3 separate regions of the Mus musculus genome follow, and regions 2 and 3 are each linked to region 1. A link is a loop called in an ENCODE intact Hi-C map of the cell type or tissue named here. Cell type or tissue: left cerebral cortex. All regions are shown on one strand. Links, peaks and the distances in the headings refer to the core of each region. The heading gives the core; the rest is flanking DNA. Region 1 has its middle 170 kb from the start of Grb14. Region 2 overlaps Fign (fidgetin). Region 3 holds the start of Fign (fidgetin).

Evidence for each region. Hi-C counts contacts between places; a loop is a spot of excess contacts. Peaks named below come from ENCODE experiments on the same cell type or tissue, not always from the same donor. Only the 100,000 strongest peaks of a DNase experiment are listed, where the experiment ranks them.
Region 2: it touches region 1 in a loop (2.7-fold over the local background); 4 of 42 quality-filtered maps call a loop at or near these places.
Region 3: a loop joins it to region 1, with 2.6 times the contacts of the local background. A loop is called at or near these places in 4 of 42 quality-filtered maps.

Annotation. Positions count from the first base shown.
Region 1 is chr2:64,849,459-64,859,955 of GRCm38, forward strand. No RefSeq gene overlaps it. Among named protein-coding and RNA genes, the nearest start is that of Grb14, 170 kb to the right of the region's middle. In left cerebral cortex, for the core only: a CTCF peak has its summit at 4,659 (motif pointing left); DNase peaks (open chromatin) are centred at 4,063 and 4,668.
Region 2 is chr2:64,074,594-64,085,090 of GRCm38, forward strand. All of the region lies in intron 2 of Fign (fidgetin), which reads right to left. Among named protein-coding and RNA genes, the nearest start is that of Fign, 18 kb to the right of the region's middle. In left cerebral cortex, for the core only: no CTCF peak of the experiment used is centred there; DNase peaks (open chromatin) are centred at 2,929 and 5,463.
Region 3 is chr2:64,092,935-64,103,431 of GRCm38, forward strand. It overlaps Fign (fidgetin), which reads right to left and starts at 5,104. Exons shown (of 4, transcript NM_001267846.1): 1 at 4,908-5,104; 2 at 3,961-4,130. In left cerebral cortex, for the core only: CTCF peaks have their summits at 5,149 and 5,859; DNase peaks (open chromatin) are centred at 2,783, 4,069, 4,193, 4,386 and 2 more places; H3K4me3 peaks cover 2,153 bases; H3K27ac peaks cover 1,021 bases.

The DNA of each region.
Region 1 (10,497 bases), core at 733-8,732:
GCATCCCATCTCAAACCACGAGTTATAATTAGAAGATTGAAGTGTATTTCATTTCAATGAGTTATTTCTGGTCATTTCTACACATGGGGGAAGGTACTCTAGTGCCTACTGCTTAGGCACAGTGACTTACAGAGACTCTTACAAACAAGATATTCCCAGAGACAAATTCTGCAACAGCCAGTTTGCATTTCTACATTTGACCCACTTCTTTCTTCGATTTTCTATGATCCGAAAATCTTAATTGTTCCTGTCTTGATTGTTGTTATGTGTTTTGTGATCCTATTACATCCTTTATGTTTATTTTTATGGCTAGATTAGTTGCGTAGAAGCATTTTCTTTACACTGCAAACACAAGATGCCAGGTGACTTTGCCTCGATACTGATCAGCAGTGTTGCTTCCATTGCACAGAAAATTAACTTCTTCACGTGACTTGAAAGCAGCATGAATATATTCAAACCTTAATAGGGAAATTGACCATCACAAACTTAATTGGATCCCACCCCCTTCTGAATTCCAAATGCATCTACAATATTCTCCTCGCCTTCTGACCTGCAGAGGAAACAAAAATCTTCCTGATTAACTGAGAATATGTTTAGTCCCATATTTGCAAAATCAAAATTACAAAAAAATAAAAAAGAAGAAAAAGAAACGAAACAAGCAAAAGAAAGCAAAAGCAAAAACAAAACAAACAAACAAACAAAACCACCAACCATGACAACACTGGAAGTGCCAAACTGAATAGTCTTCTCGCTCTAGCCAGGAGTCATCAGTACAGAGACCACGAAGGGAACCAAACTCTTTAGACAAGTATTTTCAGTAAACCACCTTTGAATCAGTCTTACAAGAAAGGAAGGATACAGGAAATATGCGAATTCAAATTAGAGCACAGGGCAGTGAAAGATGAACAGAACAGACAATAAAGAAGCAGACAAAACAAACTACAGGAGCCCCGCTGTTTAAGAAGGAAGCCCCAGCCCCAAAACAGTGAAGGCAGAAATCTATACTCCAAGAAACTGTTGAGAAATATTGCCAGGATGAAGAATGGGGCTCCTTAACGCTAGGCAGCTTCTGCACAGCTATATTTTGCCCTGTGAAACTCTGTGAAAACTGCACTGTACCAGTAATATTTAATTGTAGCATAAAAATTCAAACACCATTTACTTGATATAGAATAGGGATAGTATGTAAATTAAGTAAGTTTCTATTCATGTCTTCTTACTCACATCTGTTGGCAGTTTGAATAGTTTTAGTGTCATTAATTGTTATAAAAGTGCAAGATTTGCTGTATGCTTGCCACTTAGGACCAAAGGCACAAAAGTCTAATTGAACTAAGTAATTAGTAATTTGTCATTTCCTATTGTCAGCAATTACTTTCCATTAGAAATCCTCACTGAAAATTCTAATTTGAAGTGAGCTTTGCATTTTATTGCTGTCCATCCAAATTAGTTTAAAATTGACAGCTCCATTTTCACTTAAAAATGTAAAGATATTAAATATGCTTGAAGAAGCTGGGCGGAGAAGTTCATGTGCCATGTGTGTACACACTCTCATGCATGTGTGCGCATACACGGACACACATACCCATACACACACAAACACATAGATACAAACACACACATACAGAGAAAGAGCTAACGCCAAGGAGATGCCTTTTATTTCCAGAGAAGGAAGTTGCTATAGAAGCCCTCACATTCCCCTGCACCTTTGCAACACTACAGGTTTCTGATTTTCACATTTGCACACAGCCCCCTGATGAGCTGCCCTCACCTGCGTGCTGATGGACAAGGGAACAGCACACTATTAGGCTTCTTTCTGGGGTTCCAGTCTCCCTCTGGGACAGGGCTGTTGAATGGTTTTTCATTTGTTCTTTCTTCATGCTCCACTGGCCAATCAACACTCCCTTCCTTCAGTTCTGAGCACTGTGTAGAGCTAAGGGGGAACTTACATCAGCCCTCAAAAGTAACGCCAAGCAGGTGATTTATCATTAGCGTCTGCCCACTGATTTGCTTTCAACTAAGGATGACTCAGTGAGCCCGGCTGATGGTAGGCGTCTTTGGAAAGGATGGAGCCATGTGTGATCTCTGGATGGTCTTCCTCAGCTAACACAGACATCAATTTCCTTTAAAGTCCAGCTGGGCTTCTTGAATAAGTAAATCAGGTGTCCAGGTGTCAAAAATTTTTAGAAGAAGTGGAATTGCACACATTTCCTGTTCATCCCATTGTTAAAATCCTCGACGATACAGCAGATATTTAATTGAGAGGCTTGCGTACATATTCATGTATACAAAGGCCCACACACTTCAGTGAAACAAGCAAAAGTTACATGAAGAAAAACATATTCGTGTATTTATTATAACATTGTTCATGTCCACATAGAACAGGTCACAATTATTGTCCTAGTGTTAAAATTACATTAAAAGGTAAAAGACAATGAGATTTCACAATTACATTTCTAATAAGTCATTAGTCAGAGTAGTGTTGACTGTCTATATTAATTTAAATGATCTGGCTTGCTAATTTATATTTGCCTAAATCACATAAATGTTAAAAATGACTCATAACCCTGGTAATAAATGGTTAGGAATTTCTCTTCTCCTTTTGGACAGGTACTGTAGTTATTAATCTTAATTCACAGACTTTACTTTCTCAGAACAACTCTTACATAGTGACTCCTTTGTTAACAGACTAGCTATACCGCACATCTGTAACATTTAAATGAACATGAATTAATGCTGATATACAATAAAAACCAATGTAGAAGCAAATTGCGCTTTCTTGAGCATTGAAAATCCTTATCTTACCCATTTTGTTGCAAAATGACAATACATCTTAACTACCAGCTTGTAAATAATATTTCCTACAAATCTTCAAAATGCACAGAAAACTCTAGAAAGAAACAGAATACCTGTCTCAGTATAATTCAGCTTCACTTGTTATGACCTAATGTGTGTCCTGTTTTCTTTGGTGACTGTGCTAAATGTCAGGATCAAGTCTTCCCAGGGGATCTACTGAAATAAAGTTAAGATTTTTTTCACTGTTCTGCTATAAGACTTTGTCACATAAATCCAGGATTATCCATAATATCTCAGTTTGATATAAACTTAGATTATTCAAATTATAAAATTGTTGCTCCCATACATCATATATCAATACACCTACATAGTTCTGAAGCAATGGGATTCATAAAAAAAATAAAAATAAATTAAGCAACAGACTCTAATTCCTCTCATTCTGAAATTGTATGTAATTGCCAATAAGGCACTGAAGAGAAGAGAGAATTAAATTAAAAGTTCAATAAACACTGATCAATATGCTTGTAAATACCAAGTCTATAAAATGATCTTCCCTTTAGATGCAGTTCTATCACATGAACACGTTATCCCTGTTTTGAAAATTGGGCTGATCATTTTGAAATCTAGTTAAATTTATTTCTAATAGGAATAAGCCAGAAACCTAGGAAGACTGCTCTGTCAGGGAGGAAGAGAGAGAGAGAGAGAGAGAGAGAGAGAGAGAGAGAGAGAGAGAGAGAGAAGCCTGGTTTGTCAAACTGTCGCTGCCTCCTGCTTCAGCATTAGCTCACAATCAGCTGAATAAAGAACTCATCTGTGTCTGAGGTGTAAATAAATCACAGGTCTCAGTTACTTCACCACTGGCTGTTTGTCATTGAGGAAAATAATGGTTAATCAATGTCTAATCAATGAAGATGTGTAACATATTAGTTTGCAGTCCTTCATCATCCTATTTTCTTCAATTGCCTGGGGGTTTGTGTTCAGTACTTACACAATCGATTACAATTGAGAGTGATCACTCAGCTCGCGTTGAGAGCTGTCAGCTGAGCCTTCCAAGAAGGCGGCTTTCTGCTGGTGTTTAATATGAGATGCTAATATTTAGCTGCAGCTGACAAACCAGGTTCCATGGTGGAAGGTTTTATGAGAAGCGCTTAAGTAACTAATTGTATCACTACATGTCACTTGATGAAACTAAACTTTTCCTGACTTCACAATAATCATAAGCATTACTGGCTTGCTGTGGGAAATTAAGGGAAATAGCCGCCTGCTTGAGTCTGATCATGCCTGCGGGGAAGCCGAGAAGGTCTATGAGAGGCAACTACCAATGACGCCTTTATAAATAACTACGGGGGCTGGCAGACGGGACCAGATTCTTCCATTTTCGTATAAAACAACATTTTTCAACATAAGAATCTTTTACATGTATCTTTGAACGCTCCTTCGTCTCTCACAAATGTCACAGACTGCAGCCTGTCTGCACATTTAAATAATAATAATGGGGGGAAAAAAAGAAAGAAAAAAAACTGTGACCATGTGGCTTTAAATTCAAACAAGGATATTAATTGTCAGATGCACCCATTTTCCTTACCACTTGCAAAAAGGCATCCCCAGCGTGCAAATGCAGAGGGGAGGGTATTAAAACGTAAAGGAAGTGGGGAACGTGGTTATACCAACAAATTGTCAAGCCGTGAAGCCTTAGTTTGTATTACTGTTTTGGAGACTTGTTTTGGAAGTTGTGCTGATGACAATCATAGGGACCAATGTCACAAACTAATAACAATATAGTGTTTCACTCGAAGCCTTTTTGAATCTTGATAGTACTGATTTAAAAGAACAAGTTTAGCTGCCTTTTTGCTAGTAGCAGTGCTAAGAGCGCCCTCTAGTGCCCACCGCTTTACAACATCGTGGAAAGGCAGATAAGTCGTTTGTGAGCAGTTCAAGCTCATTGACACTTGCTTTAGAGCCAACATTAAGGAACTTTAAAACGTATATCTATCATTGCAAATGACCTAAATGTGCTCTTAAACTTAGAAATGCTTTAATATCATTCTGTGACCAACCATACCAGAAAATTGTTAAGTGATCTACAATTTTTTAAAGTTATAATAGAGCATTAGTTTTATTACAGTATTACTACAATGATACATTGTCAAATTTTATGGATATTTCGGGATATATTTTCATTGTCTGAATTTCTGGAATACCTAGGGAAGTCTTAACCAATGACAGCATCTAAAGAAGGAAGGTCATTGCCCATTTGGTGCCTTAATGTACAAGGAGTGTGGAATTTACATTGTTTCCAGTAACAGTGGGAGAAAAAAAAACCTTTACCTTGCATCCAAATGTTTAATTAATATCATACGATTTAATAAAGAACCAATTGTAAAGGCAACCCAAAGAGCAGCCCTTCAAATGATGCATTTATCACTTTTGGTTTCTCTTGGTTTTCTTCATTTCACAAAAAAGATGCCCCGCCCCATTTGACTAAAAGAAGCCTGACCCCGCCCCCGCCCCCCCCGGGGGAAAAAAAAAACAAGAAAAATTTTAAAATGGAATACACAATGTGGTGGATTTGGTTGAATTTTAATGGAGACTCGTGAAGAAGAGAGTAGCAGGCACAGAGAAGGTGTGCATTCCATTTCAAATGAGGAGTGTAGCTTCCTGGGTTGGTGGACTAATTGTTCAATGAAGGAATGAGAAACCACAAATTTATACTAAGACTTTATACAGCTATAAACTATGTTCATAATTGAAGCACTGTTTAGCTCATCTGGCCTAAGGAGGGAACAAAGAGGAAGAAAAATCTTCAAATGAAGCAAAGTGGACAGACTCAGGAAGTCTTGTGCTCAGAGACATAAGAAGGAAGTAATAAAAAAAAAACCAAGTAGCTACAGGTACCCACTTGATCCAGGAGAGAGATGCTGCCCACCGAAATACTAGGATTTCATCAAAATACATTTTTCTATTTTACACCCAAATTTCCTAAAGAAAAAAAAAACACTCCCCACCTCTGCATCCTGAGGTTCCCCCAAAGTTTACTAGATTATTTCTTATATATCTTTCTAGCAAAAGCAATAAAAATAAAAATAGAAAGATAATAAAATTATGCATTTTTAAATGGTCATTCTCTAGGAAAGTTAACAATTCTTCATTGTCTCACACAGAGTTAGATCAAGCATTGAAAAATCATTGGCCAATATTTCCTAGGGGTTTCTCTTTTTCCTACCACTCTCCGCGGAATGCAGACAACGCTGCGCACTGGATGTCTAATAAGTTAGGCACGCGTATCTGTGAGCCAATACTTACAGTCATCTTAAATGACATTTTTTTTTACCATCAGTGGTTCTGAAATCAAGTACAAACATTAAAAAAGGCAAACCAACAAAGGGGTATGTAAAAGATCTTCATCTGCCTTGGCACCGACACCAGGGGAAGCGCGCTCACCCCACGGACATTTGCACTTTGATACGCCAGCTGTGATAACGATGAAAAGTTAATGGAGTCTTATCTACATCAACCTGATGATCATAGACTTTGTTATTTTTTTTATTATTTTTAAGGAAGGGATTTGTGCTGCATGAATATGAAGGCATATATTCACAGAGTTTCTTAGATTTGCGAGTATGAGCGCTACAAAGCCGTCTCCTCTCTGAGTAGACAAAGTGAGTTCCATGCAGTTACCATGTAGGGGTCTTTCAAATGAGACCACAAAATGGCAAATAGTTCCCCTTCTGTGTGGACATTAAAGATGCCTGATCCATTTCCAGAAGAGCAAGGTTTTACGACCAGGCTGCTGTGCGCGTTCCTGGGACCTACCTTCAAGTCTAGCAGGCAGCATCTCTCCACACGCTGCTTAGTGCTTCAGATAGCCTGAAAAGTTCAATATATTTACTGAATTTATTTTAAAAATGTTCTACTGATGGTTCTGAAAAATCTTTTTTAAAGCAAAAAGCAAACAAAAGGTCTCTCTAGGTAAAGTTATAGGAAATCCAACTTGCTTCCAAAATATTCGATTATCCTTTTTTGAACATAAATGCCTCACTATTAATTCTATTTTGAAAAACAAAAACAAACCAATATGTAATAAAAAAAATCTTATAATCCATGATTCATGCTTTCCGATACAGGTAATGTAAAATAAATGATATAATCTACAAAACAATGACAAATGAGAGACTTGGGAAAGGTTATGGTTTGACAAGGTAACATTTTTGAGATCTGGACACCGATCAAATTGATGTACGTATTGGTGATGCGGCACTCCCTGACAGTAAAGTCTTTACCAGTGTCTACAACATATAGAAGAGCCCATTGTGATTGCTTAACGTCAGCTTTTGTTCATAAGCTCTTTCATAACACTGAAACCAGGAAAATGATTTAAAGCAGTCCAATTTGTCTATTTACCTTAATCTTTAACTATTCCCATACGTCTGGCTACATGATGTATGACTCTTCATAAACCAATTTTTCAAAGATGTATACGACAGAAAAAAGGCAGGCTCCTAACCTTTTATGTGTTGAACTTTATAAAGCTCTAGAAAACAAAATGCTTTCAGCTTTCAGAAAAGGGGGGAAAGTGTATTGGGAGGGAAAAGGTTATTTTCTTTTTCCTTCTAATTTTTTATTTTAGCAAATATTTACAATCAGTAAAAGTAAAAAAAAATGAGTAATATCTAGGTGAGAAGGTGATTTCTGCTGTCCCACCCATATACCTTTTTCAATTTAAAAATGGTGATGGCCTTTGTTTCAAAGCAATAGAATTTAAAATGAATATCTATAAATTAAAACTGTAAGTTTGTATGAGTCCACAGCCAAGGTAGAAATAATCAGCTAGGATCAAAACCAGCCTGGAAGGCTGAGTAGATTGGAAGCAGTGCAAATTAGAGGGTCTTCAATTTAAGGAACCTAAATCTTGACTTTCTGTTATGGGAGAGGGGGTGAGTAATCAAAGAATTCATTCATTTTTGTCTGCTTGAAATTGAATGCTCTGCTACTGAAATCATACCATAGCCAGACTGAGTGGTACAAGTCTGTAATCCCAGGCTCCTCACAAAGATGAGGCAGAAGGATTGCCTCCAACACTACCTAAGTAATTTAGTGAGACCCTGTCTGGAAGCAAAACTGTTTGAACAGTCTAAGGATGTAGCTCTTTGCTAAAATGCATGATGTACACGAATAAGACCCCAGATACAATGCCCAGCACTAAGAAACAGCAATTAAAAGGCATTTAGATTAATGCTTAATTAACTTACACCATTGTAAAGATGGAAACTAAGAAGAATATATCTCTTTATGCACGAATGTAGTGCATATTTACAGGGCAGGCACCTATTGTGTGCTTGGAGCTGGATAAACAACTCTAAACAAGATAAAGTCACGCCCTCTCCTCTTGGAGCCTGTATAATTTTAACTGAAAATTCTGCTTTAGGACAATTACTACCAGGTTACAATTATGAGCTAGTCAACAAGCAATTTTTTCCCCTCGTACTTTTTAGTCCTTAAACCCTCGTGAGCTCAGTCCTTATGCAAATTTTGTTCTGTACCTTGTGTTATTTTTAAGGTACATTCTAATTTCCCAGCTGGTTTGGCCAAATTAGAAAATGGAGTCTTCGTTCATAAAAAGGCACAAAAAATACTAGAATCCTTGTGATGAATATAGAATGCAGAATAGACTTAGCAGCTTTCACGCATCTAATGAGGTGCCTAGCCCAGTTCCTGGCACTTTGCATATGTCCAACACAAATGAGTTCACTATATGCAAGCATCATTGTGTTTACTGCTAGTATCCACAATGTCCCTGAGCAGACTCATATCAGATAAATTATTTTATTGCATAGCATAGTATATCTTAAAATAGAATAGGGTCCAAGGTAGGACAGACCCAATGGAACATTTAAGCCACCACATTTCTGTGTCTATGAGTTAACTCATGTTGTACCAGAATATATCCTACCACAGACAGATAGGCACTGTTTTCTCATGGAGATCTTATGAATAGGTCTTAATGGATTTATATAATAATTAACAAGTTATGATGCCTTAACTTCCCTAAGAAGTAACTCCTACATGAAAAATCACAAAACAAAAGAACAAACCTGTCAGCCAGTATGGAAAATTTCATCATTTATTATCATTCCCAGGCATTGGTGAAATCTAAACAAACAAAATTTGCACTTAAAAAACGTCATCAGATATCTGGGGCTGAGAAACGTGAGCTGAGTCTAGAACGTGCCTGAAAACTAATTAATCAATTAAAATCAATAAATAAAAATCAGCAAGCCGCTGTGTGTGAAGCACATAGAAGACTTTTACCCTCAGCATCACTGCAGGATGGCTCTATGTTTCTCCAGCTTTTAGCCTCGGCATTACTGAAGAATGGTTCTATGGTTTCTCTACATTATTAGACCAAATTATCATAAATTTCATGCCAATATCTTAGCGCTGGCTTCTCCAAACAGAGCCAATTTATATCTCGTGTTTTATTCACCAAAGGAAATGTAGAAATTACATCTTTCGGTGTGCATGTTTGCCCACACAGGAATTATGCACATATGTGTAACACTTACTACAGTAATAGGATACAAGTTATCCTTCAAATGAAATCATTTTACAAGTCAGAGATCTAACATGCACAAAGTCAGGGCCATGGTTTAAAGCTAGGAAACCATTTTAAAGTGTGTTTGTAATTTATGAGACTGTAAGGACAAAAGCCACAAGAAATGTCTACTTCCCCAAGCTAAGAGCATTCCAATTTGTGTTGCTTTTTATCACTTGGAAATCTAAAATGTTTAGCCTTATTCCAACCATAGGCTAACAAAGTTGTCCTCTTCAGGTGATTTAGACTAACGATACCAATGGCATGGGCCTAAGAGTTATGCAGTGTGAAATTGATGTGTGTTTTAACAAAAATAAGCTGGCAGTTCTCTGAATAAAAGGCAACACAAACACACTTACATGGCATTTGGTGAACTGCTATAATCTGTTTACTTAGAAATCATACCCATTATCATTTCTAATCCACTGATAACTATTTTTAAAAATAATAAAAATTATATCACTAGTTATGTGCTTATAATAGAATGTTGATTGTGTGATAAGAATTTGGGGAAGTAATGTAGATAACATTCATCTATATTTATACCAATATAAATATTAGTTAACTTTAATTTTAATTTTTTATTATTTTTACATGTTTTATAAAAATTATTAAAAAATTTTAAAAACACTTCACCTATAAGAAAATGATTGCATTTTGCAATGTATTTCATTTAAACTAACACAATTAAAGTTATTTCAAACAAAAAGTGAGTTTGAAATATATTCTTTAAATTTGTATATTTTTAATCATTCTTTTTAAAACTTCCCATACAGTTGAGAAACTGGCTGTGGATCCTGTCTACAATGTAGGGTCAATGCGGTATTGAATTTCCAGACCATTTTCAGACTACCTTCTGGCAATGGAAGCATTTTGACCACTGACACTCCCTGTGGGTATATCTGACTATCCTGGTACAATACACCATTCCCCATTATTGAATCTACAACAAACTGCTGTAGGTTATTCATTGATTGAGTGTTTAAGGATATTCTTTAGGAGCAAATAGAGAACTAATTTGTAAGCAATCACATAAAATAAAAAAATTCAGCAGAATTCTGACTTCAAAGATGCTTTGAGCTACAGCACTTAATTATGTTCATTCTTTGATT
Region 2 (10,497 bases), core at 1,208-9,207, 770 kb before region 1:
CCCTTGTAATCAAATAAAATTATTATCACTGGGTTCCTATCATGACCACATTCAACTTTCAGAGAAGAATTGACTAAATTTCAGAGGTAAACTGCCTGAAACATTCCAGTGCACTCTCCAAGAGCCACTGCAAGCCAGTCCTAACAGCTCTTCAAGCTCATTAAACACTGGTAAAAGGCTGCCTGTTTCTACCTCCCGACAGAGGAACGTGCAATAAATCTAACTGGTCAGAGGGGTTCATGCACATTGACAAACGCTTTTAGGAAGAGAACGAACGGATAGGCAGTGCCAGAAAACTGTTGGTCTGTTTGTTTTTGTTTTCAAGATGGTTTGTTTTTTGTTTCAGTAAATGGGTGCCTTGCTTAAGCAGCGTCACAGTTACTGTCCTTGAAGGAGGGAAATATAAAACTCTCGAGCTGATTTCGTAAATCCGGTGCTCTGTTCTTCTCTCCTCCCCCATGGAGGATCTGAATTTTATTTTAAGGGATTAACTAGCAACACACATGGTCAGCAATGATAGCCCTGTTCTTTTCAACCTTAGCGAGTCCTGATTGGTAAGGGAGATGCGGTAGCATGAGGGACAAGTGGCGATGTCATCAGAGCTCCGGGAGGATCTGTGCAGAGATGCTTAAGCAAACAGCAGTGCAGATGATGATTTTATATTTAGCAGATGCAGACCGTGCAGATGATTTTATACTTAGCAGATGCAGACCGCTGCCTTTAACACACGTGTACATAGCCTGCCTCTAGTTACTGAAAGCAGAAAACAAATACGCTATCTACAAGCCAAAAGGGTTTTCAATCCAGATTCGCATCGATTTTAACTTCCATTCTAGTCAAAATGATGTACCGTTTTCTCACCCACCATGCCAAGAGCACTGAAAGATTACCCTAAACATCAGTTGGGAAGAGCTCTATGCTACAGTGAGCCAGAGATTTTCTAGCTCCTTATGAAGACCAGTGGACCACCTGATACTTTTTCATCAGTGTGATGAAATTAAAGGGCGGCTTTGATTTGCTTGAAGGATTCTTTCCCTCACTTAATTGTTTAAAGTACACAGCATTACTACAAAGGGGGTGGGGAGGGAAATTAGGAAGGCGACTGTAGGGTCTGAGCTAATTGCAAGCTGATTAGATTGTGCCATGCAAGAATTCTCTCTCTCCCTCCGTTACATACCATCACAAGCTCTGGTCCTTACCACCCTGCTGCAGTAGCAAACAAGCTGATTTGCTAACAAAGTGGTCAGCTCGGGCACTCGCACAGAGGCTCACGGGGTCCACAGACGGCTCCTCTCCATGCAGAGATCTTCCAGCTCCATTTTCCAATCTGATTACACGGCTCCTTGTTCCAGCAGGCTTAAACCTTCATGGCAGTTTACCAACATTTTCATCACTTTTTTTTTTCTTTTACAAAGCAAAAGAACTGATAAGCTCTCAGGTACCCAAGATTTCCTAGTCAATGTCTGGCCAGCAGCCAGCACTCTCTCACTACAGAACCATTCCGGGCCACCCTGCATAAAGCAGACAGGATTTCCCAGGCTGCACAGAACTCTGAGAATCTTGCTGTGTGTACAAGTGAACAGCATGTTTCTGTTCGTACAGATGTCCACTATTGTGTCTAATCTCATCTAGGAGGTGCAGAGAACTAATAAGGGCCCCGCGAGCTCTTATACCCCAAAGAAGCAATGCAAGCAAAAGCAAGGTGCAGGTGCCCATGGGCTTACTGTTCGCCTAGCAGACCTGCTTAGGAACTCTGCCTGCTCAACACTAATAACTCGTTCAGACGCCCTAGTCTGATTATCTAGACAGACCTTATTCCTTCTGTTACCATGGAAAGGATCCCAGTGACTTTCCATTAAAGTCTAAAACACACAAAAATGAACAGAGAGGCACTCCTTAGCATCTTCAAGCTTTGGAAGAGGCCTCCACCTTTGAAAAGACAACTCAGAAGATATCCAAGTGAAATGCTGTTTCCTGTCCGTGGACACTTCTGAGGATTGTTCTTATGCCCTTCGATCCCAAGAAATCGCTCCATGCAGGTAGCCCAAGTTACCTGTTTACAGTCAGAAGATTAAACAGTGATTACTGTGTCATTTCCAGTGGGCTCCTACCGACGGGCTTCCTATCTCATACTTTGGAAATTCACTTTCACTCATGGCTCATGGGTCTAAGATGAAAAATAAACCAGGCTGAAAATGTGAATTTTCCAGTGCAATAATGTATGTGTTCGCTCACTGGGTGCTGTTCCTCAGCCAAGCAGCAATAAACAAATAAAAAATAATCACAGAGCCTCCTTCATCCATGACCAATAACTTTCTAACAAAGATAGAGCAAAGGAAAGTGGCTTTTAATGTCTGAGGCTAGTCTGGATTCATTTTTGCATACTATCTGTCAGTGCTAAAGGGTTTAGGGTAGGTAGGGAAGAGAAGGAAGGACAGGAGTCTGCAGTTATGAGGAAAATCCTACACGTGGGCTCATAGAGTGCCTCAGTACTCCAGCTCTAGGTGGGGGGTGGGGGATGAGATTCGAACTCAAACACTGTGCGGAGAGATCCAGGATTTGAAACATGCCACATGGAAGGGTCATTCCTCCTTGCTGATGAAGAGGTCACCTGTCCCCTGGGGATGGAAAAACTGGCTGAGAGCTACTGTCACAGAAGTCAAGCAATGGCTGTGCTGTTGACCCAGGGATGGGCTCTGACAGCCACCTTGCTTCAGTCCAGCCACAGTCCTAAGTGAGAGCAGGTTCTAGAACAACAGCACTGACAGGCTATGCAGAAGTGAGAGGAGGAGCGAGCCGAGAGGCACAAATGAGCAAGTGGACCAGCAACTCCATTCCCAGACACCCAGAAATAAACACGGTCCCTCTTGCAAAGTCATACTGCTCAGCACACAAAAGTTGTATTTGTGTCTATCCATATTTAGAGCAGCCACCAGCCTTTGGAAAGGACTTTCCATGAAGACAGCATGCAGTTTTTAAACTCGTAGGCTGTGATGAGTACGTGTCTGTAGCCACAATACCGGAAAACCTATAAACTCAAAGTAAGAATAGGCATGCACCCATACATGTATTTGCATGTGGGTGGTATTCTGCATAAATGACTGTCAACTTAAAATGCCATTCTCTAATTTATATGCAAATTCTACCTCTGGTAAAATAAAAACATATTTTAAGCAGCTTATAGTGCCAACACATTATTCCCATGAATGATTCCTAGTAAACTATTTATGCCAACTGTAGGGAATTTTTTTATGATTTATTGGATGGTGAACGAAACCACTTAAACTATAGTTGTCTGTATGAATCAGTAATTTTCATGTTTCTAATTAAAATGTAAACAGTGTAATGAAGACATCAAGTTTTTAGGCAAATGTCTCTCCCAGTGCCACTTGGGGTATGGTAATTACTGGAGCAGATCTGTGGATGCTCCTGAATCCTCTACAAGTCCAGATTAAAAGCATTCCTGCTAAACCTGGCTTCGTCCTCCAGGGAATTGTGTACTCTAACACATTCCCAGTCTGCTTACAGATACACACTGGCACAACCTTTCAAAGGTGTTCATTAAAAAAAAAAAAAGGAAAAGAAGTAATTTATATTTAAAATGTGGGTTGTAAAACATTTATTAGCAGTCAAAACACTGGCCCTTATCTACTCAGATTTCATTTCTCATCACTGTTATGTGGTGGGGGAAGAAATCAAAAGAATAAGAACAGAGAGAAAAAAAGAGAGAGAGATGGCCAAATAATGTCTACTTTAAATTTATAGACATGGAAGGACTTTACTAAATGGCAGGCTAGGAAAAGCTAGACGTACTGATTTTCATGACACACCTAGTTTAAGTAAAATAAGTTCTCAAAAATAAAAGAGTTCATAATAACAATTAAGAAAAATTAAGAAATATATGTGTGTGTGTATACACACATTTCATGGAGAAAGCATGCCATTTTTTTACAATATAAACTAATGTAAACATGCTTTGATGCATAATCTCTCTTCATCATTATTCAACTTCTATTGTTTTATGAAATTGGTCAAAAATTCATCGTACAGAAAATAACCTCTTGCATGTGATTTTTTTTTTTAAATCCCTCCAACTACTTACAATTGTTTATTAAGCTCTCCTGAAGTTCACGGTTTCCTTGTTACCCATTTGCTTTGAATTAAGTACAACCCAGTACTTGAATAAATGTGTTTATCTTGGACTGTAACTCTGTATCACCATTCCCTGCAAATAGCCCTTACAACTGCCATAGTCACACTCTGCTGAAATCTGCAGTGATAGGAAAAATCCAACCTGTGTGATAAAAGGAAGACTTTCCTTTACCCAAGCTACCCCACTCCTGGCCTCCGTGTCTGCAGGGTGACCAATGCGCCCAATATTCAAGCTAATTTTACAGGTGTTTGAGAGAGGCATGTACTGAGACTGCTGAGGGAGTGTGAATGGACAGGATCTGTGATGTGGGCAGGGGTATGGGAATCATAGAAAGAGTTCTACAGTGGTGTGTCTTATTACTAAGTAATGCAAACAAACAGATGCATCTCTGCTCTCCTGAGGCCAGGGAGAGGATTTCATCTAAGTGTTCTCCAATTCTCCCCATGAAAACATACCCTCCCCCTTCAAAAAAATTCTGGAGTTAGAGACATAGTATTAGAGGGAAGGGGTGGGACAAGGAAAGAACGGATTTGAGAAGGATATATTTTGATAATGTTTAAAAAAATGTTTAAAAACACCTCTGGGGGTTCTAAGAGGGAGGAGAAAAAGCTGATTAAACAAGGCCAAGGGTTTTGTGGGCTTAAGGGCGATATCATAGTTATGTTCGATATCAGAAGTGTTGCAAAACAGGCATTATTTCTACTCGCTTTGTGCCAGAAAGGTAAACACTGGGCTGCACGGTGGATTAAAACAATAAGAAATCCCTTCCCTCTCAGGCTCTCAAGGCCCTGTTAATCGGGTGTAATTTTTAATGAACACTAGCGGTTTGGTGCTCATTCAAGACATTTCATTAGAAGGTTATTATTCATTTAAAGAAAAAAATCAACATTTCAACCATATCAAGCTGTAACCTTTCTTGAAATGTAAATGAATGGTTTAAATGAGAAGATTAATAAAGAAGGGATGCTCTGAGCCCAAGCATGGAATGCTATGTATTTTTAAATTTGTCTATGCCAGATGCTGTCAGTCAGAACAAAAAACTGTCCAAGCAGACAATCTGTGCGTCTGAATGTTGATCATGTTGGAAAGTACGAGGGGGGGGGGAGGGGGCTGGGGGAGGGAGGAGGGGGGAGAGTGTGTCAGGGATGCATGGTCCTTCATCTTTGCAGTAGAGCAAACACGTCTCTCAGTATAGCGACAGACAGCTGCTTCCACTTTCTAATGTGCCCTAACTTAGATCACTGAAAGGATTGTCAGCACTCAGAGAAACACACAAAGATAACACAGCCAGCTGCCATGGAGGGGAGAGACAGCACAGCTCAGAAGAAATGGGATTTGTTCCATTTGCATGATGCTGCCTCCCCTGGGCCCCTTTCTTTTAAATCCAAAGCACAAAAGACAACACTTAACATATTTGCTTAAAGATGACAACCTCATGTTGATTTCATTTGGATGTAACAGTGTCAGGATTACAGATATGAGAATATATTATATCTGTAACAGAGACTGACAAATGCACCCATCAGTGGGACCGTCTGATTCATCTGCTTATACAGCCATTTTACCATCCCAAGGGTGCCATCTAAGTAGTAACTTTAGAAGACTGAAGGTCTAATTTTATTACACCACATTTCAACCTACTAAACAATATTATTTCTAAAATAGATCATTTTTATTGGAAGTCTCCCTGATGAAAAATCCAGTAGACACCAGAGAATTTATGAACTGTATGGGTCCTTTGAACTCAATATAGTGCCCGTTTCAAACAACTTTTCTTGCTGTATGGCAAAATCCCAGTATCAAATAAGTGAAAGTTAGAAAGAGAAGAGATAAACGCTTTGAGTATGCAAGTATATTGATCTAATCAACATATGTATAGAACACAGAGACTGGGTGAGCATAAACAATGTGGATAACTGTAAAATTAACTATAAAATCCATCCTTTTACCTGGCGTGTCTGAATCCAGTCTTTACAGCCTCTTACCTCTGTCTATTTGTGTGTGCTACAGAGAGTACTCACACTTCCAGAGCAACTATATGAATATTTATATCCTGTCGACCTCCTTTTGACATAAGTTCAATCCGATTTCCAGTTAAGGTATTTTTGGGGATAGAGACTTAGATGAGAAAATGATTTCAAGTTACACTGGCAAACCACCAGTCATTAACACCCAGTCCACTGAGAAGACGAGGGTTCTAAACTGCAGCCTCCATACTTCCCCCGAGTCTAGTCTTCTGCCCAACTTTATGAAGTGCAACTTTAATTCTTAAACAAAAAGATTTTCATGATGTGACTGCATTGATTAGTTTACATATACACACTCTATTGTCTAGACTAAAGTTGTAAGGCTGAGAATAGAAACAATGGTGTTCATCACACATGTGATACACACACACACACACACACACACACACAAGAGAGAAAGAGAGTGAGTGAGAGACAGAGAGAAAAAGAGAGCCAAAGTCAGAAACAGAGAGAGACAGAGAGAGAATGAGACACAGAGAGAACTGTAAAGCTGTAAATATTTGTTAATACCCAGCCTCAAAGCACATTCAACTGATTCCCCATAATGAAATGCTGTCTCCCTGTCTCCCCACTTTGTTCAAGGGAATTACTCTGCTGCTTGCTATTTGCTGGTAACAGTATAACTCACTCATTTGGTCTTGTTTTATAAAATAGAGTTAACTGCTATCTGTGAAATCTCTGCACAGCAGATGGCCAACCAATCATTATTTTCAATTTGTTTAGTTTCTAGAAAGAAGAAAAACTCTGAGGTAGTGATGCAAAGAAAACTAGCAGCTTGCGTGATAACTCAACCAGCGCCAGAAGATGCACTATAAACAAAATACAGAATCCCTTAGATTGTGTAGGATTTCACAGTTAAATACAACTCTGTGGCTCTCCCACTCCATAATGGGAAAAGCTATTTGAAAAATTTATCTTAGTTCTATGTGTAAAGATGATAGTCTAGAATTTAGCATTTTCATGTTTCAAGTTGTCACAGTTTCTAGAGGCAACATTAAAAAAAAATCCATGTTTGTCATCCTTAACAATAAAATCACTTTTTAAATTTTTCTTTTAATTTTTCTTTTGGTTTCTAAGTAGCCCAGCTTCCTAACAGAAAATGGGAGCCATTCTGGACAAGTGCACATGCACAGAAAATTAAGCTGTAAATATCTGGTCTGGGTTATTATTAGAATCTGGAAACATCTGAGGCTCCAGGACAACCCAAGCCCTGCAACCACGCAGTACAGGTAATTGCTTAAATGATTTACACCTTATTCTTTCTATTAAAACTGTCTCTAAAGACAAACATTTGCAGGCTTGGTTCTGCAATAAAAACTGGTATCTGATTTCACTGGGACAAAATCTTGTGAAAGATGTTACATTTCTTCAAGGACGTATGCATGGCTAAACTAAGCCCTGGGCAAAGACTGGCACCAAAAGATAAGTTAATGACTTCAAAATATGACTACGGTAGGGCCATGCATGGTATGTATATGAATGTGGCCATCCACTCAGAGCAAGTAAGCGTTAGGAGAAGACCATGTACATAGAATTGTTGTTTGTTTGATTGGTTCTCAATAACAGTATCAATTAAAAGCATCCTTGCGACTGGGGATGTAGCTCTGTCATAGAGCATTTCCCTAACATACATATTTAACCTATCTTAAATGGTTTCTTAATGTCCATTGTCAGTTTCGGTTTTTATTTCTCATAAATCTTGCTTACCGAGACTTCAAATGAATGTCATTCCAAACCTAACTCCCAAGGGACAGAGAGGTACCACATCAGGGAAAGGCATGAGCCACTTAGACAAGAACGAGAGGAGATTTAAATTGGTTCACTCAGATGATATCTGCATGAAGTTACCAGCTGGCTGCTGACTCAGAATGAAGGAGTGTTCAGTGTTGACATATATTACAGGTTTCTCTGCGGAAGACATTCAGGAACACACACACACACACACACACACACACACACACAGAGAGAGAGAGAGAGAGAGAGAGAGAGAGAGAGAGAGAGAGAGAGTTATGACATAACTATGCTTTATGTCAGATTTTAGGGCAAATTCAGTTTCACATTCTTCAACATTTCCATGTCTAAAACATAACATTGTATAATGTTATTTGTTGTATGAATAGTAAGAATATTTGAGAAAGAAAATGACTCCCCAAAACACAAGTTGATAAAGCTCCTGAACTACTAGAAAACAGAGGTTAATAGTTTGAATCATGGCTAAAATTAAAATAAACCATTGACGAGTGAGTCAGGCTCACATTTTGTGGTCACTAACTTATAACAGGACCCTCTCAGCAGCATCTTTCAACTTCCCCCTATTAAAACTCTAAAGGAAAAATGGGTAGCATTTTTAGTGCAAAGATTTTGTGTGGATGCTTATTCACTTCATTTAGAAGCCCTTAACTCCCTGTTTATAAATCAAGCCGAAGCAGAAGCCAGCCCTCTTAAACCTTTCCTTGATTTAGTTTGCATATTGGCCAGCTACCATCACAAACCTTTACAACTCAATCTTTAATATCTGGTAGATTTGAATGTCTATTTTAGCAAGTTAACTGGCTTAAAATTTATTGAGTGGTTCCAGAAAGCTAGCAGAACCGAGTTAAGGAAATAGCCCACCACAGCTGACCAACTGTGGAAACAGTACTGCCACTTTGATCACATTGTTTCACAGTCTTTTTGACTCTCCCAATAAAGTACTGTCCTTTATTGTAAAACCCGTTTGCTGAAGGTTCTGTGTTTGCAATGCAATTAACGAAGCAACATTTGTCCTCTGTCACTCAGGGCCACTGCTTTATAATAATCCAGGTTCAGCAGCTACATTGCAGACATTTTCTTCCACCTAGAGTACATGAGACCCCTCCAGATTTCCACATGAAGTGTTAAGCTAGCGTCTGGAACTCTTCATCTCTGAAAAGCCCAAGTTAGAAGAGACAGAGTGAGTTTTCAGAAAAGGTACAGGCTTCTTTTAAAGATGTGTATTTCAAAGAATGACAATAAAGTAGATTTTGTTCTCTTTTAATAGGCACTTTTCTGGAGCAAGGTGAACAAGTAATTCTCTCTAGCACATCTTTTGTTTGTGTTCTAAAAGCACAAATTTACTGATCCATTACAATTTCACCATTCAGTTAAGTTGAAATTCCGTTAGAAAAATTTGTAATTTCATTTGCTATGAGACTAGTAAGCAGATTTAGAATGAAGCTGGCTCCAAACACACATGCTCAACTGGTGAAGCATTTGAGCCACTGGAAGAGAGAGGTCAATGGGTGGACTTGCAGCTAAATTCTTTGCAGCCCAGTGTTTAGTGCAAAATAAATTAATACTGTCAGACATTAAACAGAACAAAAACAGCACCAATGAAAATGTTAACCAAAGACATTTACAAACTACAGATTGGCTGCAAGTTAAAATCAGCATACCAAGAGTAGGTCAGCCAGTTAGTGTCTCACGCCTTAGCGCCCGGGTACTGTCATATCCCCACAGTACAAAGCTCTGAGTACAGGGCACAAATTTATACTCTATAGTAAGCAGAGGAAAGAGAAACGAGAAACTAACCTCTAGGGTGTTGATGATTTCCTTTGCTCAACCAAAGACTGGAAAACCTAGGGTGGCTAAAAGCTTACAGAAAGTCCCAAATTCTAATATTTTATAGTTCTGTTCCCTCAAATTTTCTGACTCCAAATTCACAAGGAAAAAAAAAACATTAAAAAGGGAGAGACGCTACTAGCCTTTAATCAAAGTAGTGAAGAGAACTATGTTTTGTGGGATTTTAAAGGTAGCATCAGGATGTGGTTCTAATGGGATAATCTAAACGTTTCCTCTCCAGCAAAGTAAAAACAGAATTGGTTGTAAGCTTCTCTTCACATGTATAATTACAGAACTATTTTCAGGGTTATGTCTCCTCTGTTTGGTAATTATGTAGTATGTAGAGAACACAGGAAAAAATATGGCTTGTGGCTAAGAAACTGAAGCCAAGGAAAATGATGCAGACATAAACTATCATATAAGACACATTACTTTGTACACTAATTTGAAGATAAATAAATGAAATTTTGTTGTTTAAATTGAAGTATACAATTTTAATATTCTCCACCATTTTTAAATCTAACATCTTATTTTTAAAAGAAAGATTAGTGAATGCGTAACAAAATGTCAGTCTCCATTGCTGTGACAAGTTCAAATCACGAGATGTTTACCAGACACCTATACAGTTCATGTATTGTGTATGCGTGCTAAGGAAATTAAAACTGAATTTGACGTGCCTGCTTATAGGAATTTAGAGTTCCCTAATGGAAAAAACACAATGAGCAGTGATACTCAGTG
Region 3 (10,497 bases), core at 1,335-9,334, 760 kb before region 1:
GCAATTGTTTCAAATACACCTAATAGCTCTGCTGATTTGGAACGATTAGAGCTGATTACTTAATTAGGCAATCATTAGGCATCCAAAAACACTGACAGAAACAGGGGACTTCAGAGCCCACCTTCACCTGGAAATGAAAACCCAGGAAAACCATTGCAAACTTTCTGCATCCGCCTCTCTACATAACCCAGGCAAGAAAGTAACATCTAAAGTATGACACCTTGGAGGTAGGGGAAGAAAATAATTTACCAGTGAGGAAATGGTGCACTTCTTGCAGGATGCTGAATTTTCAAACTACATTAGAAGAGCAGACAGTGGTGCAGATTGTCTCTGTGGACTCAGAGGCTGCCGCTCTCTGCGCTCTGACCACATGCTTGTGCTAGCTGAAGATAATTAATGAAATTTCTACTCTCTTGCATGTCCTTCAGAAGCAACGGCCCACAAAACGCGATCCAAAGTTCCTAACAGTAAAATCAGCAACAACAAAAATGATTTTCTGCTAGAAGCTCAACTGCAGGTGTCTTAAATAAGAGAGAGAGAGAGAGAGAGAGAGAGAGAGAGAGAGAGAGAGAGAGATAGATTGTTTGTACTCAGAAGGAATCTGATGCTGTTTTAAGGACCTGAGATTTTTTTAGTGTTTCTTCAAGTAATTCCAAAGACCCTCTAAACTCTCTATTCAGGAGAAAAGCAAAGCAGGTCTACTCACATGTACAGCTTCCAAACAGAAGTCTCACCCTCTCCCAGGAACACAATGAGATTGTATTACCCAGCTATGATTCTTTCATTTCAGACATGATTAATTAGCAAGAATTGCACTCCTGAAAACTCCCAGCACACTCTTGCTGGCTTATTTAATCGAGTACACGAAAGAACAAGTGGCCACCAGCACTGTAAGACAGGTATCCAAAAACTCTATTTCAAAAAAAAAAAAACCAAACAACAAAAAAACACTTTTCTATCTTTGCTTCCAAAAATAAAGCAAACTGCTTTTAGCTGCCTTTACAAAATATTTTGGAAAGAAACAGGTCATTGTTTTAACAATATTTTTAAATTTAGTATAATGCACGCACTATATTCAGGAAAATTTGTCACATTTAATGTGGTAGTCTTGAGACTCCAAACTGAGATTCCAAAAGACTCATAAGTCTGTAGTTTACATGGACAACCAACCACATGCAAAAATTAATACACAATAGCAATGGTACATTCAAGCACATTTGGGGCCAGAGTTTAAAAGAAAAAAAATTGAGTGTTTTGCCAAATAAAAGTTAATTTGTCATGATTACAATGAAAACCAGAAACCAGAATAAAAGAGAAGAAAGAACTTAAATTTAAATGAATAAAAACTGCTGACTCTCAATATTATTCCCAACACTCTTTCAAAATAATTTTCCTTGCAAAAAAATCCCTTTTCAAAATGCCCATATCAGTCAAGAAGAATCAGGACCCATAACTTAAGATATTATAAATGTATAATTGAACAACCTTCAATTTATAAAGCCTGTGATTTCCCTCTAAGGCCTTTACCGATTGTGACAGCTAGAAAACTTCACACACAGTACAACACTAACATACTAACAAATAGATCCTGTTGGTCCCAGCAAACATTTTTTTAAAAATCTATATTGCTCAAAATATCTTCCCCCCCCCCCCTGTTGTATTAAATTTAGGATCAAAAACATCAAAGCAGCTTCCACCTCGGACCTAACTTTTAGAGGATCAATGTGACAAGTCAGTCCCTGATAGATGTTTCTCTTGATAAATGACTTGTTCAAAAGAGACATTGTAGCTTTCATTTCCTGACCACAACACACTTTTAATTTGCAGCAGCAAAGCTGCGGAGTGTGGGCACTTGCCCACTTTGTAGCCTTTCAGGTTTCTGGCTCCGTTTCCTTTAGGCCACACATTTGAGATAAAAGAAAAAAACACAAATCTAAAAACAATCAAAGTGAGAGAAAATAGAAACCACTAGTACCCTTTAATGCATACACACGTGTCTGCTTTCTAGACACATCCATGTATATGTACACACACACACACACACACACACACACACACACACACATACACACACACACTATCAGATTCCAGTGAGTGATAACAAGACTTCTAAACATCATTTGCACATCCAGCGTTTAAACCCACGGAGAAAGAAATCATGTGAGTATTACTTAATACTAAGCAAAAGCAAGTCTAGGAGCAATTAACATACTTAAATTCACTGTCCCATGCCTCCGATGGTACTGTTGCCTGTGCGTGTTTTTACTGATTATTGCAATAATGCGTATTGCCTCTATCCAGAAACCATGTTTAAGTATCAATACGGTGAACAGTCAAACCACCCAATTTCTGCTCTCAGCACATTGTCCGAGGTCCGATTTAAAATTTATAAATGTAATATCCGCCTGATCACAGGCAGCAGCCCAATCTGCTCTGAATATATATTACAGCTTTAACATCACAGAGGGAAATCGCCCATCTGGCAATCCCATTCGCTCCAACAGCTCCAGGGGAAAAGAAAAAAAAAAAGAAAGAAAGAAAGAAAGAAAGAAAGAAAGAAAGAAAGAAAGCAAGCAAGCAAGCAAGCTGTGCTCTCTCTCCTCCTTAAAACATTTCTCAGGGCAAATTATGTGCATCTAAAATAAACAGTCTTCTTATTGATCGATTCAAAGTCAACAAGTTCCAAATGCAAAATCCAATCAAATCCTTCCTATCCTGCAAGTGTAGTGTGTGTTTAGTCCTATAGTCAGCAGAGCCCAGGCAGAAGTGCATGTCGCGCCTCCAGTCCTGAGGTCCCTTCCCCAGTATTCTCATTTGTGTTATGAGAAAGCACTGACCAGGGCCACACTACAGACGCCTGGCAGCTTTGACCCTCTCTCGTCTCTTTTATTCCTCTTCCCTGCTTTCCCTCTTTTCAAGAGAAACCCATGGCATGGGGGAAAGTGTACCAACAACAAGAACCAGTTTAAAGTGCACATATTCTTTGGTCATGCAAAATACTTTCCCATCTTCTTCTTGTTGTCCCCTCTTAGACTTAATTGAATATCACAAAGTGTACCAATAGCACAGCCACTAGAGCTATTGAAAACCCCTCTCACTCCATTTAACTGACTTTAAAAAAAAAAAGAAAGAAAGAAAAAGAGAGAAAGAGGAAAGAGTGATTACAAATAAAGTCATTTTCAGTTCCTGATTATTTAATTCTATCACAGGTTAAAAGTAAAAAGCTCTGACAGGCAGACAAGTGAATGGCAAGGGGGAAAAGAAAAAAGAAAAAAAGAAAACTACCAGTCTTTCTTACAAGATGTTAAAACTGGAGTGATAAAAATTATACACATATATATCTTACTTTCATGTAAAAGATACGCCATCACCCACTCACCCAAACGGCGGAAAATCCACACAGAAGAACCGAATACTCCATAAAGTGCAATCAAGGGAGCAAACAGTCAAATTCCATTAAAAGGTTGGGGTTGGGAGAAAAAGAAAATTCCATCCAGTCCTGTGTGTGTACATATATATGGATATATGTATAAACACTTTCATTACTTAGCAGTCTTTGCCCCACACTCCCACCCTCTCCATCCACCTAACCCCCACCCCAAAACAACAACAACAACAAAAATCCCACCCCGAGTTTAACTAATTTACATACCATTTGACTTCACCCCTGTTGAGAGCATTAATAGAAACATGCAACTTCAAGATTAGAGCTAAAGCCAATGAAAGTGTCCGCAAATAACATATTAATAAAAACTGAAATGCATAAAGAAGTGAAAGCAAATACAAAAAAAAAAAAAAAAGCACAGTGACAGATTAAAATAAACAGACATAGACATGTTTAAAAAGAATTGGACATCATGAGCATCTGGTTCCCAAGCAGCCTCCAATGGTTTTTATCATGCTATTTAATTTGTCTTCCCTATTTAAATGCAAAGGAAGTAAATTCCAAAACTGACATACCATAAACACTGGTGCTACTGATCATTTCTTGCTGGTAGCACAAAAAGCTGAATTGGATTTCTCACAAGCAGGAATTCCAAAGGTTGCTTTTCATTAAAGCCACTTTTCCTCTCAGCTATCAAATGTCACTGCCTTGAAACGTGGGCCCTTTCGTCAGGTATTCATTTAACCTACATGCATATAATTAAGGGGGAAAGCAACATCAACAAAAAGGGGATCTCAGATCACAGGAGAAGAAAGAAAGGAAAAAAAGCACATGACCGGGAATACAAGTCCATGTCAATTTCACTCACTCCCATTGAAACTAACAAGAGCTCCGGGGAGGACGGTAATAGGATCAGTGGATTGTATATACCATTAAATTATACATCTTTCTCTCCCGTTCCTTGCCAACAATACGCCCACCACGCTGTACCCCCTCCCGCATGATGTGCTTACAGTTTTCTGCAACCGATCCTCTGACATTTTTCTCGATCCCCCAGCCACGAGATTGTAATTTAACCTCAACTTTTTGTGTGTGTGCAAGATTCTTATTTACACTTCTTATTTACTTAGAAGTTAGTTCCCGAAGAAAGTCTAGCCCCACCCTATGGCTCCGCTTTCTTATTTTATTTTTTTTATTTTTTGAGGTAAAAAGATAGTAGTGAGTAAGCCCAATATCGCGAAAAGCGAGATTCTTGCAGTCACGAACTCTTAATCCCATACTATTGTTATAACGATTAAGCTGCAGAAATATGCATCATAATGTTTCAGGGCTACTTTGTACAGAGAAATTAGACAGCAGGTTGGCGTACAAAATAGAAACGAATGCAAATTAAATTTACTGTTTACGGCACAACTCTGAGACCTCTTCTCACTACAGGTCTTGGATCTATCTATATTCTTTAAAAATAAAACAAAAACAAAAAATTTAAACAGATGGTAAAAAACTACGAAGCTCTCCTTACCTGGACGCGCAGAGCGAGCTCCCGATAGGTTAGCGTAGCATCGATCCGATGTGTTTGCTGATGAATGGAAGCTAGGGTTAAGTGAAGGTGCCTATGATTTGAAATCATTCCAAGTTTTTGAAGGGAAGACGGACTGCAGCCTCTGCCATGTTGGAATTTCAAACCCAAAACAGCTGCTTGGAAGGAGCCAGCATGCCAGAGGCTGAGCGCAGGCGCAGAGCGCCGCCGAGCCAAATTCAAATCACTTTCACACTAAGAGCCAAAGATCAGTTTTCAAAGGAGAGAGGGAGAAAGAGACGCAGGCGGCCGCGCGGCCGGGCGTCGGGAGGCAGTGGCGAGAGGCGGGCGTTGGAGCGCGGCGGGCCGGGAGCCCCGGGAGGGAGCGGCGGCGCGGGCCGGGACTGCAGGGGGAGCGGAGGCGGGAGGCGGCGAGCGGCGCCCGGCCGCGGGCGGACAGGGAGGGCGCAATGGCCGGCCGCCGGGTCATGTTACACGGCCCGGGCCTCGGCGGCCGCCCAGCCTCACAGCTGCGCTCCCGCGGCCCGGAGGGGGCCCCGAGGTCATGCCGGCGCGCGGGGACGCGGAGCCCGGCCCAGCCCGCGCGCGGGGAGCGACGCCCCCGGGGGAAGCGAGCCCCGCTGTCCACGCGCGATCGCGCGTCCCTGAGGGCCCCTCCCCGGTCCTCCGGTCACCACCGTAGCCTGGCCAGCCCTCCCTGCTGCTGCGCGCACGGGACGGGGACCGGGACGTGGAGCCGGGACGTCCCCTATCCCCGAGGCTCCCCGCACCAGTCCGAAAATGACTTTATCTGCTAGGGAGAGGCAAGTTGGGGAGGCAGATCAGCTTGAACCCACTTCACCGCCTCCACCTCCCCGGGAATAAATAAAAACCCTAAGTATCTAGGTGTGCGGTCCCCTCTCAAGCTCCCCCGGCTCCCCTCCCTACCTCCCCCAGGCGGCTCGGGCAGGGGAGAGCAGCGCCCGGGGGCCCACGGTGAGGGCTGTTGGTGCGCAGGCAGAGACCTGGGGCTTCAGCTTTCCCAGCCCCCCGCTATGGAGCAATCTGGGGACCCAGGAGAAGGAAGAGAGTCGGGGCTTTGTGGTGCTGGGAGCTGAGGAAGAATGAAATGTGCAGTTGAGTGTGTGGCTCGCATCCCAGGGAGCAGTGCCGTGCTGATTGTCTGTGGCTGAGATAGCCTTTTGTTCGCAACATAAGGTTTAAGAAACACACACACGTTTTCTGGGGTCTCTTGTTAGATGTAAATGTGCTGCATCCAGACGCTTACTATGCAGTGTAAGCTCAGTTGGTTTACTAATCACCCCGCCCCACCCCCAAACAATCAGGATCATTTGAATGGGAACCTCATTCAGACTTCTGGGCTGAGAGGATTGCCTTCAACCTATTTCATCCTAGACTAGCCAACCATCCAACTGAGATAATAAAGCAAACAATAACATTTGATCATGATGTCTACGAGATAATGTGCCCGGCAAAGTTCTTAAGGAATTGTAATGAGAGAAAGAGAGAGTTGGGCAATAATTTCTCTTCATTTTCATTAAATATGACTTTAATAGATAAATGGTGAGTTTATACTTTGGCCTGCTGGATGTCCAGTCCTCTATATTTCAACTAAGCTGAGAATGCAAGAGGCAAATTATGTATTCGACCAGGAGGCCATCTAGCTGAAAATGTTACTTTGAAGGTTGGAGCAGAAAATACACTTGTTTAGGAAGAATGTCCTTCCTCACTGTCCGCATGTCTGTCCGTATGTCTGCTAGCTTCTAGGCTGGAGCTTTAATAGACAAAACTCCAGCTCTCATAAAAGGCCAAACATATACTTAGAAATTCATTTCTTTCTTCATTTGAGATTTTCTTGCATCTCAATAGATGCACTTATCACAATAAATTAAATGGTTAAATCTGGGCAGATGACAATTAAAAAGAAAAGAGAACTGGATATCAAAAATAATGTTTGTTAAGAATTAGATTTCTATTTAGAATAGATTTCTGGATTTTTTTTTTTTAACTAGGATTGGAAACGAAGCAGAAGAACTGTATTCTGAGGCAACAGAGAATACGGAGACTCTACATTTTAGGAGACAGCTTTTAAACCAATACTAAGAAAAGTTGCCCATTGGGTTTTACTACGAAGAAATAACTGTAGGAAACTGTGACTCGCTGTTAGAGAATGTGTAGAGGACTTTCTAAATCTTCAAATCTCTTTTAATTTCGTTTATTACCCATTTGTGATGTGACACGCGGAAGACGTCTGTACATCTATAGATGCTCTGTGCCAGTCAAGCAAGACTGCTCTGTCCTTGTCGGTGAAAAAAAAATCAGACAGAAGAGCTAATCAACCTTCAACACTAAATCCCTAAGACTGAAATTAGAGTTCGTGGTCTAGCTCAGAATACTGAACATGTGTGTGTGTGTGTGTGTGTGTGTGTGTGTGTGTGTGTGTGTGTGTGTGTCTGTGTGTGTGTGTCTGTGTGTGTGTGTGTGTGTGTGTGTGTGTGTATGTGTGTGTGAGTGTGTGTGTGTGTGTGTGTGTGTGTGTGTGTGTGTGCATTCACTAGCCACCAAACAACACAAATACAAGACTTAAGACAATTCACTAACAAAATCTAAAAGAAAATAACCCTTATCCTTAAAGGGGGAAGGAGAAGGTGTGATGAGAAAAAGTTCATTCATAGATAATAGCAAGCACTTCTTCCAATTTTCTTATGTATTCATTGAAATATTATTAAATCCATTGTTGGACCTACCAGTGGATATAATTTAACCGTGAAGTCGTTAAAAAGGTAGCGACAGAGTACTGCATATACTTACAGTTTTAAATTGTATAACATCTAATGTAGCTCAGAGGAAAAGGGTCTCACCTAAATGCACGCACACTGTGGAGTAATATCCACAGAGGGTTTGCCACTGAAGGATTTCTAACTTTCACTCTTATGTATAAGCAAAAGCTGCTTTTTGCCAATCACTTTATGTTAAATTAATAATTCTTTTCACAATGGCTATGGCTTTGTGTGCCAGGTTTACATTTTTTTATAGCCATCTCTTCAGTTATGCACTAAGAATAAATAACATTGTAATGGTCATCATAACCCATTCCCATTCATCATGAAAGTTTACAGGTCTTGTCTGGGTGCAACTGCTTTTGTTCTCTGTACTAAGTATTACAGAATATTTTTTCTTGCTAAAACAAAGGACTAGGAATTGAGGGTTAAAACAGATTGATTTACTAGTCAAGGCAACAGGTAATTCAGGAAGAAATAGCAACTAGGTTTTTCTGTTGTGCTTGCCACTCTCTGGCCTTCATCTTTACTTTTGAAACCATGAGATGTTCAAAACCACATAAGAAGCTGTGGTTTTGGGGGTTTTGTTTTGTTTTGTTTTGTTTTGTTCTTTTATTGGATATTTTCTTTATTTACATTTCAAATGTTATCTCCTTTCCTGGTTCCCCCTCTGGAAACCCTCTATCCCACCCTCACCCCTGCTTCTATGAGGGTGTTCCACCACCACCCACCCACCTGCTCCTCCCTCCCCACACTGACATTCCCCTACACTGGGGCATCTAACCTTCCCAGGACCAAGGGCCTCACCTCCCATTGATGCACTCCAAGGCCATTCTCTGCTGGTAGAATTTGCTGAAAGATGCAGGAGGATCACAAGTTTGAGGCCAGCCTGGGCTGAACAAGAAATAGGTTTTCACACAGAGTCTTCCTACATGGTACATCCTGGCTAGAGCTTTTTGAGAAAATTAGAAGGAAATGGACCTAACTCTTGTTCTTTTTAAGGACAAGTGTGTGATCTACCACATATGTGAGCGAGCGTGGGTCTCCCAACCTGAAAGAGAGTTTTATGCCTCGCCCCACCAGATCCCCAACCCCTACTCCCAGCCCCTACCCCAGCTCCTCATTGCATGGTGGGGGGGCAAGCAATGACAAAAGTGAAAACTGAGACAATAACCAGGGAGATACCTGATGTGGCTTTGCAGATGGCTGTCTCCTGACCTGCTCTAGACCAAGGGGGGAGCTGACTATGGGGACATAAGATGAGTGTCCATGTCACAGAGAAGAAAGCAAGATGACCTCAAGCACAGGTGGGGGAAAGAAAGCCAATATTAGATCCTATGCAGAATGCCAATCTTGGTGGGATAAAGTTATCATAAAACACTGTACATAATTTAATTTTTACCTACTATACTTTAATCTGGAACTAATGTTTGAGACATTTTCATAAGATGAACTAGTATCTCCTTCTAAACTGTTTAGTAGCCACTGATAAAACCTAGACAATCTAGGTTTTATATTAAGTAAGTCTTACGGTATTAAAAATTGCTATGCAAAAATTTAATCCATCTTTAAAATTGAAGATTATTTAAAGGATCATTACCTGCACTTGAGTTCAGCTAAGATGACTCAGAAGTTTTTGTATAACCTCCTTCTCCCATGAGGAGCCAGAGTAGACCTTGACCTTATTGAGTAAAATTACTGAAATTGTTCAGAATTACACTTGAATGCAGACACTGTCAAACAGTGTTAGGATGTGTCATGTATATCCTTACTGCCACAACCCATGCTAGATTGAGAGTTCACCTGAATATTTTCTTAGATGCACAGAGATTCATTTTTTTGGACAATATAGAATAGTGTATGTTTTTCATTCACATATATTTGAAGCATCCATGTTTGCTTGGAACCTCTGGGTTTACATGATTCTCAGTTCCATGCAGAAGGTGGATACTGAGTGCTTAATGTGGCTAAAACTATCATACTAAAAATTGCAGAAGATTTAAATAAAGCTGATGTTAAAACATTTTATGACTAAAGTCAGATAAATATAGGTTCAAAGTATAAGCTGTAAGTGCATTTACAAAAGACTTCTGATGGGGGATTGTTGGTTTGCTTTCTGTTCATGGAGGCAGACAGATTTCCTGGACTTTGTGGTCTCATTTATCTTCCAAAGAATAAACCACTGTGGTTCGCACACATTATCTCGTTTCTCTCCTCTCTTTCTCTTCAGCCCACTGCTTGAATTAATTTTCCCCTCCCCTTTTTATAGGCCAGCTTCCTTTAGATTTTTCAACATTTACCTCATGTAATTTAGGGAAGATTCTTTTGGGTTCTTCTCAGAACTTGTATCTTTCTGTCCCTCCACATCTGTTTAAAAGTGTCTCTATGTCTGTCTCTCCCATCAGGGTGTAAGTATCCTGAGGGCAGGCAAGCGTCCTTGTTCACTTTTTATTTAAACCAAATGCCTTATATAACATTGGGAATTGTAACTGTTTACAAGAAATGAATAATTCCATGGTAGAAGGAGTGGAGATGAACAGCATACAAAGATTGTGGGGTGTTTGCTAGGAACATGGTACTCCAGATTGCCTGGGAAGTCTGTGGAAATGAAAAATGCCGATGTATTATGGAGTAGTTGGAGTGGAGCACTAGTCAAGAGGTCTGCATTTCAATGGATAGGTAACAAGAAGTTCTGGAAGGTTTGTAAGCAAGAGATTTATGTGGGTTTAACCCTGCCGCGAGAAGATGTAGCTAACAAAAATAGAAACGGACAAACAAGATGAAAAGTTATT